Linked DNA regions of Homo sapiens: region 1 is linked to region 2. The links are chromatin loops, found by intact Hi-C in ENCODE. Cell type or tissue: heart right ventricle. All regions are shown on one strand. Links, peaks and the distances in the headings refer to the core of each region. The heading gives the core; the rest is flanking DNA. Region 1 overlaps CLYBL (citramalyl-CoA lyase). Region 2 holds the start of LINC01039 (long intergenic non-protein coding RNA 1039).

Region 1 (4,394 bases), core at 97-4,096, 53 kb before region 2:
ATTTTTCCTAGCTATTTCATGACATTTAAAAATTTATTTAAAAAAATAAGTAATACATCCACATTAAAAAATATTCAAATGATCAAAAGAAGCACAAAATAATAATTTAGTCTCCTTTTTCATACTCCAAGCTCTCAATCTCTTCCCCTTTTCCACGGGGAAGGTTATCACTGTTAAAGTTTTCTTGCGTGTCCTTCCTGAAATAATTGCTATATAAATATTTATTATTATTACTATTACATGTTTACATCAACACAGATGGATCTATCTGATTATTTTCTTCATCATTTCTGGTTCATTTCTTTTTATAGATCCAAGTTATCATCTGGGGTTATTTCCCTTAAGCCTAAAGAAATTCCTTTAGCATTTCTCATAGTCAGATTCTTTGCAACAAATTCTCTCAGTTTTTGTTTAATTATAAAGGTCTTTATTTGGGCTTCAATTTTGAAGGATAGTTTTGCTGGACGTAGAACCCTGGGTTGATATTTTGTCTTTCAATACGTTTACCTTCTACTCTCCACTGTTTCTGATAAGCAGTCGGCTGTTAGTTATATTATTGTTCCTTCTGTGCACCTTCTTTTTTTCTCAGGCAGCTTTCAGGACTTTCTTATTTTTGGATTTCAGCAATGTGGCTCTCATGTGCATGTGTGTGTTTTAATTTATCTTGCTGAGTGTTTGTTAAGGGATCAGTGAGTTAATGGATTTCACCGAATTTGGAACATTTCTGGTCATTATCCCCTCAAATATTTTTTCTGCCCTAATCTCTTTTTTGCTTCTGGAACTCCAACTATACATGTTAGACTGCTTGGTACTGTCCCACAGGTCTCTGAGGCTCTATTTGCTTTTCTTCAATCTTTTTCTTTTCCTCAAACTGAGTACATACGATTGATCTATTTTTCAGTTAACTTTGTCTGCTATTGAGCTTACTGGTAAAAATTTCTATTTAGTTCATGTATTTTCACCTCTCTTTTCATAAAATTCACAATTTTCACCATTTTAAAGTTTAAAATTCACAGTGCTGTACAAGCCTCACCACTAGCTCAAGAACACTTTCATCAACACAAAAGGAAACCCCATATGCATTAAACAATCACTTCCCATTCCCTCCTCCCCTCAACCTCTGGCAACCACTAACCTTTCAGCTCTTTTTCATAGCTATTTTTTTTTTTTTTTTTGAGACAGAGTCCTGCACTGTCACCCAGGCTGGAGTACAGTGGTGCCATCTTGGCTCACTGCAACCTCCACCTCCCAGGCTCAAGCGATTTTTGTGCCTCAGCCTCCCAAGTAGCTGGGATTACAGATGCGTGCCACCATGCCCAGTTTTGTATTTTTAGTAGAGACGGGGTTTTGCCATGTTGCCCAGGCTGGTATCAAACTCCTGACCTCAAGTGATCCGCCCACTTCTGCCTCTCAAAGTGCTGGGATTACAGGCATTAGCTACCACACCTGGCCTTATTTCTTTTCTTCTCTTCTCTTTTTTTTTTTTTTTTTTTTTTTTTGAGACAGGATCTTGCTCTGTTGCCCAGGCTGGAGTGCACTGGTATGATCTCGGCTCACTGCAACCTCTGCCTCCCACGTTCAAGAGATTCTCCTGTCTCAGTCTCCCACACCTGGCTAATTTTTGTATTTTTAGTTAGAGACAGGGTTTTGCCATGTTGGCCAGTCTGGTCATGAATTCCTGGCCTCAAGTGATCCACCCACCTGGGCCCCCAAAGTGTTGGGATTACAGGTGTGAGACACTGCACCTGGCCCATAGCTACTATTTCTAAGCTGATACTCCCTATCTGTTCATTCATTGTGTATACATTTTTATTAAGTCTTTGAATGTATTTATGGTAGATGCTTTAAAGTCCTTGTCTATTAATTGTAACATCTCTATCATCTTGAGTTTGGCTTCTATTATCTACTTTTTTCCCATTTCTACCTCTATCTAGTGGGGTTTTTTTGTTTTTGTTTTGTTTTTTTTGAGACGGAGTCTCACTCTGTCACCAGGCTGGAGTGCAGTGGCACAATCTCGGCTCACTGCAACCTCCGCCTCCCAGGTTCAAGGGATTCTCTTGCCTCAGCCTCTTGAATAGCTGGGACTACAGGTGCCCACCAGCACACCTGGCTAATTTTTTTTGTATATTTAGTAGAGATGGGGTTTCACTATGTTGGCCAGGCTGGTCTCAAACTTCTGACCTCAGGCAATCCGTCTGCCTTGGTCTCCCAAAGTGCTGGGATTACAGGCATGAGCCACAATGCCCGGCCTCTAGTGGTTTCTGATAGGACACTGGACATGATGATCGATATGTTATAGAGATTCCAGATTCTGCACATTTCTCTGAAGACTAATTTTTGTTCTAGCAGACAGCTAACTTGGCTGAACACAAATACCAAGTTCTGTCTTCCCTATGGTAGGCAGTGGCCAAGATCTTTGCTTAGTTTTTTTCAGGCTTAAAGCTGCTACTTTTTCACCAGGTTTGCAGACACATAGTTTAGTAGCCAACCAAGGATTTGTGCAATTTCATATGCAGATTTGGGTGTTTGTGCCCTCTGTAGCTCCCTCCTCTCTGGGGTTTCCCTCTTAATTTTCTGACTGCTCTGCCAGCTCTGCCAGTTTCTACCTCTGCCCTCTAACATCGCAATACAGTAAGGCTGCGGCTTTTGGCCACTTAATTAGCTTTGGGAGTACCTTCAGGTTAAAGCTACAAACCTGCAAACCTTATCCACCGCAGTTTGTCTTTTGAGGTAGATTCTCCTCCAGTTTCTGCCTGATTTTGCTTGCTTTCTGGTGACTTACAATAGTTTTTAAAAATACTTTGTGTGTGGCCAGGTGCGGTGGCTCACGCCTGTAATCCCAGCACTTTGGGAGGCTGAGGCGGGTGGATCACGAGGTCAAGAGATCGAGATCATCCTGGCTGGTCAACATGGTGAAACCCCGTCTCTACTAAAAATACAAAAATTAGCTGGGCGTGGTGGTGCGTGCCTGTAGTCTCAGCTACTCAGGAGGCTGAGGCAGAAGAATCGCTTGAACCCGGGAGGTGGAGGTTGCAGTGAGCCGAGATCACGCCACTGCACTCCAGCCTGGGCGACTGAGCGAGACTCCAACTCAAAAAAAAAAAATTTGGTGTGAATCTTACAAATCTACATAAAATACAGGGGGATTAGTACAATCAAGCTATTCTACCATTTATGGGAACTACCTTATTCTTTTTAACAGCTACGTCATTACTATGGTATGACTATCCCTGTATTTAATGAATCTTCAATTTATGGGCATTTGATTATATATACACACACATATATGTATGTAATATATGTATATATTATATATTTGCATATAAATTATATATGTGTATACATACACACACACACACACACACACACACACACACATAAATATTTGGAGACAGGGTCTGGCTCTGCCACCCAGGCTGGAGTGCAGTGGCACTATCTCAGGTCACTGCAACTTCTGCCTCCCAGGCTCAAGCAATCCTCCCACCTCAACCTCTGGAGTAGCTGGCACTACAGGCATGCGCCACCATGCGTGGCTAATTTTTCTATTTTTTGTGGAGACGGGATTTCACCATGTTGCCCAGGCTGGTCTCGAACTCCTGAGCTCAAGTAACCCACCTGCCTCTGCCTCCCAAAGTGCTGGGATTACAGGCATGAGCCACCACACCTGGACTTATTTTTATTAATATCTTTTTGGTAACGGTAAAAGAATCCTCCTTTCCAAAGGTATCCACAGTAGGTGGCTAAAGTGTAGTGGTTCAGCAAACATGCTTCAGAAACAGGGGTCTGGCTCCTGCTCCATCCCTTAGTAGGCATGTAAATTTGGATAAATTACTTAACTTCCCTGAATCTCACTTGCTTCATCTGTAAAATAGGCAAAAGAATATTTCCTCATGATAATATGAATGTATAAAAGTACAGTGCTTGGCATATAGAAAGAGCTCGGGAGACTGTAGTCTTCTCCAAGAATAAGAACAGGATTTAAGAGAGGGCAGAGCTGGGGTTAAGATCAACAATACAGGGCAAATGGGAACAAGAGGGCTCAGCTGGAATGGGAGGTCACAGGGGAAAGGTGAAAGAACAAAAAGAAGAAAGAAAAAAGAGAGGCCAAAAATAATATGTCTTTATACTAGGTAAGATTTCATCAAACGCTTTTCTTATTCAGAACTACTTTAGTCAAAACTTGTGAAATAGGCAAAGTTCATCCTTGCCAGCACTCCCCTGCCCCCAACTTCTCCACTTTTAGCACGTCTCTGAACCCTCTGGTGCCTGTGTTATAAATAGTCATGTTTTTCAGGGACTGTACTGACCAGCAGCCCTACTAAAGAGCCTTCTCCAACTCCAGGAACACCACTTCTCACAAAGATATTATTTGCATGATGAGTGACTCCAGAATA
Region 2 (4,394 bases), core at 252-4,251:
TCATCTTCTCAATTCATCACAATCTGACTCTCCCAATTGAAATAGACATTTCATTGATAAATTCCTAATTGCCCAAAGAGGCACCTGACAGGACTTTCCTCTCTTAATCACCTCCTTCTGAAAACATTCTTCTCCCTGATTTCCTCATTGTGTTTCAGACCATTTCTTTTGAGGCCAATATGGTTCATATACAGTAGGAAGAGTAAAAAGCTATTAGAGATTAGACAAAGCTATTGAAGTTGGACAAAGCTATTGAAATCCCAGCTCTGCCCTTTACAAGTGATATGACCTTGATCTCTGTGAGCTTGGTCGGCCTTCTCATTTGCAAATTTGGGATAACAACAATAGGTAGCTTGCAGTGTTGTTTGAAGAACAAATAGGCTGGGTGTGGTAGCTCATGCCTGTGATCCCAGCACTTTGGGAGGCCAAGCCGGAAGGATTGCTTGATACCAGGGGTTTGAGACCAGCCTGGACAACATAGCAAGACCCCATCTCTACAAAAAATAGAAAACCTTAGCTGGGTGTGGTGGTACAGCCTGTAGTTCCAGCTACTCGGGAACTGAGGTGGGAGGATCACTCGAGCCCAGGAGGTCGAGGCTGCAGTGAGCATTCATTGCACCACTGCACTCCAGCTTGGGTGAGAGTGAGACCCTGTCTCAAACATAAATAAATAAATAAATAAATAAATAAATAAATAAATAATTAATTTATGTAAAGCACCAAGACATACAGCCTGGCACATCGTAGGTGCTCAATAAAGGTTAGTTGCTCTATTCTCCTAATGACCTTCATCTACCCCGTGGGTTAAGCTGGTGATACTAGGGGCTCCACTTTTCCACTGTCTCAACTCACTTTCTCTGAGCAATGTTACCACACTTGAGGCATTATGTACCACCACTTATTCAAAGTTGTAACTTCTTTCCAGACCTCTCTTCTCACCCAGATTGGGGGCCGATGTTGCCTGAGCCCCTATCACACCCAGAAACCCCTGTGAACCACACAACTGTCAGGAGCCTCTTGCCTGTGTCTTCAAGGGTCTTGGCCACAGCTGATTGGACCAGGGGCTGGTGCTGATCTTAGACTGGTCACGGTGCAAAGTCCCCACCCAAACGCGAGAGCTCTGTACGGACACAGGATGTAGAAAGACCCAATTAGAGCCTCTCTGTGTGCTCTTTGAATGTGAGATGGAGAGGAGGAACTTGGTATTGGCAGCCAGAACTGAAAGAAAAAAAGAAAATCCAGGACATAGCTTCCTCGTGGCAACCAAACCTAGGGGTAAGCAGCAACATTGAGGAGAAGCAGAAATAGTCACATTAGAAGCTGAGACACGCATGTGCAGGGGTTCCTAGAGCCAGTGGCAAAGGATGCCTGATACTGTGCCGGAGCTGCTGGGAGTCACTGCTCGTCATGGAGGGCACCCTGAGGCCCCATGGAGCCAAGGCGTTGGGACAATTTCCTGTCTCTTACTTTTCATTGCTTCGTTTCCCTCTTTCACAGAAATACATATATATTCACTCCCCCACCCCCAATTGTAATTAAAAGATGCTCATAGCCGTCATTTCGCTACAATACATGCTGTCATCTGAAAAAGCTTTCTTTGCTCCTTGGAGCTTAACCAACACAACTTCAGAGCTGCAGACCCACCTAGACATCCACCATAGTGACTATAAGATATCCTTTTCTAGAGTCTGCTGAATGAATACATGGATGAATGAATGAATGAATGCATGTATACACACATACAAACAGGGGGATAAAGGAGGAATGAGCCAGACGGGACATAATGAAAAAGCAGGGAAGAATTAAGACAGTGCAGAGCCGCGGGCAGCAGTGATTGAAGCTTTGATGCTCAAGCATCCGTGGGCTCCTCGTTTCTGTAGTGCAGAGTAAACACAGAAGTAAAACAGGGTGTGAGTGGGCATCAGAATCACCCCATGGCTTCTCAAAACCCAGATTGTTGTCCCCACCTACAGAGCGAATTCAGGTCTGGGGAGGGCCTGAGACTTTGAGTTTCTAACCAGTTCTCAGGTGATGCCTGGGGACCCACAGAGTCAGCAGAATTCCGAGAAGTGAACGTCTACAAAAGCCAAAGAGCTCAGAGGTGCGGCAGAGGTTCCCTCAGAGGTTGAGGGAACTTCTGTGTTGTTGGTCCAGATAGTGATTTGCAGAGGACAGCAGATTTTGCAGCTTCCTGCCCCCTGAAAAAATACAAAATAAGGATTCCTGTCTCATTGTTAAATTTTGCAGGCAGGGAGGGCGAGTTGTCTTCATTCAAGCTCTTGTCACACTGTCCCCAGAACCTGGCCCCGACTAGGAGAACGGCCTGCCTTGGTTAAGGGGTCATTCAGCATTCAGTGTTGTCTCACTCAGAATCCTGCACTTCCAGCTAAAATCCAGCTCAGGTCAAAGGCACTCAGTGCAGTAAAGGCATCTGTGCTCAGAATCCAAATATCAATAGAACAGAAACTAAAAATAATCAAAACCACTGAAAGGAGGTTAAGAGTCCTGTCCTGAAAACAGCTATTATTTGCCCATCCTCTAGGTTACGGTCAAATTAGGACTCAGGAAGCGAAGGCTCTAGAGCTCCCTCAGATGGTTATTTTTATTTCAATTCCATCCCCATGTCAGAGTGTATTTCATTACTTACTAGACTTGGGACATTATTGGTTGCCTGCTGTATGAGTTTCCGAGGGCTGCTGTACAAAATACTGGCACCGTATGGCTTAACAACAGATTGATTCACTCACAGTTCTGGGGTCAAGGTCCTGAGATCAAGGGCCATGCTCCCTGTGAAATCAGCAGGGAAAGATCCTTCTCTCTTCTTCCAGCCTCTCTTGGTTTGCTGGCAATCCTTGGCCTGCTTCGGCTTGCAGCTGCATGGCTCTGATCTCTGTCTTAGCTGTTATATGGCATTCTCCTATTTTTATAGGGACACCAGTCATCTTGAATTAGGAATCTGTTCCACTCCAGTATGACCTCATCTTAGCTAATTACAGCTACAAAGACCCTATTTCCAAATGATGTCATGTTCAGAGGTACTGGGAGGTTAGGACTTCAACATATCTTTTTTTGGAGGGGACACAATTAACATCGACCCTAGACCTTTACCTTTTTCTCTAGTAAATCCCAGATTTTTCCAAAAGCATACTAACTGATAGGCCTACAGATAAAAATACCCAAGCAGAGACCGGGACGACCCTGCCAATGTGGTAATGGCTCGTCCCAACAAGTTATTCCTTGTGCATAATAGTTCTTGGGCTCAGCCACAGAATGTGCTCTTTCTATGTATTTACAAGATTACAAGATCTTGCTCTGTCACCCAGGCTGGAGTGCAGTGATGCAATCATAGCTCACTGCAGCCTCTAACTCCTGGGCTCAAGCAATCTTCTTACCCCAGGTTTCAGAGCAGCTGGGACTACAGGTGCGCACCACCATGTCCAGCTAATTATTTTATTTTTTGTAGAGACAGGGTCTTGCTATATTGCCCAGACTGGTCTCAAACTCTCAGCCTCAAGTGATCCTCCCACCTTAGCCTCTCAAAGTGCTGGGATTACAGGCATGAGTGACTGTGCCCAGCCTCTATTATTTCTTATAACTGCATATAAACCTAAAATTGTCTGTTAAAAAAAGAAAAAAGAAAAAAAGAAAAAGAAATGACTTGCTGGGGTTGGGTTGGTAGGGAGGAGAGCTGGGTCCTGGTCTCCTTTAGAGTAATGTGCTTTGATTATGTAACAATTGTGGAGTTCTGGGTCCTTCTGCACCTGGATCTTTCTCTGGGGAATGGGAAGGCGAGAAAGATAAGGCAGGGAGAAAGTGGGGATGTTGCATTTACTCCCCAGACCACCCTATGTTTCTATGTGTACAGGACAACGAGCTGGGCCATCCTTCCCTAGGAGAATAACTGGTCACCTGAGCCCAGCAGCAACACCTCAGAACCTTCCAGAAAGCCCAAGAAATTACAAAGTCATGCTGCCAGTGGGCCCACAGGTCAGCACCGTGTTGCCAGCAGGATGTCCTCTCCTCAGCCACACAGAGACTTGGATCTGCTGCTTCTGAACACAGGCTCCCACCCAGGGGAGATGTCTGTAGGTCTTCCTTCAGCCATGTTCCCCCAGGGAGGCTTGGCCTGGCTCAGACTCTCCTTGCGCTCCAGCCCCCGAGGAGTTTCTAAAACCTGCCTTTGCCAAGGGGCCCATCAAATTCTGTTTAGAGGCAGGAGGGTTTGTGTGCCAGCAGGACGGTTGCTATATTGCCCAGGCTGGTCTCAAACCGCCCACAGAGAGTTCTGGAATGTCCCCCATGGCATCCCATCCACTGGGAACCTTTGCCCTTAGGGGCTTCTGGGGCATTCACAGACAATAGTACTGTTGGCTTCCTGTTCCACCCAGTGCAGA

Evidence for each region. Peaks named below come from ENCODE experiments on the same cell type or tissue, not always from the same donor. Only the 100,000 strongest peaks of a DNase experiment are listed, where the experiment ranks them.
Region 1: a loop joins it to region 2, with 12 times the contacts of the local background. A loop is called at or near these places in 2 of 110 quality-filtered maps.

What each region holds. Positions count from the first base shown.
Region 1 is chr13:99,630,316-99,634,709 of GRCh38, reverse strand. All of the region lies in intron 1 of CLYBL (citramalyl-CoA lyase), which reads right to left. Among named protein-coding and RNA genes, the nearest start is that of MIR4306, 11 kb to the left of the region's middle. In heart right ventricle, for the core only: no CTCF peak of the experiment used is centred there; no DNase peak of the experiment used is centred there; H3K27ac peaks cover 259 bases.
Region 2 is chr13:99,576,993-99,581,386 of GRCh38, reverse strand. It overlaps LINC01039 (long intergenic non-protein coding RNA 1039), which reads right to left and starts at 4,275. Exons shown (of 4, transcript NR_126390.1): 1 at 3,996-4,275; 2 at 2,748-2,917; 3 at 1,022-1,218. In heart right ventricle, for the core only: a CTCF peak has its summit at 2,588; no DNase peak of the experiment used is centred there.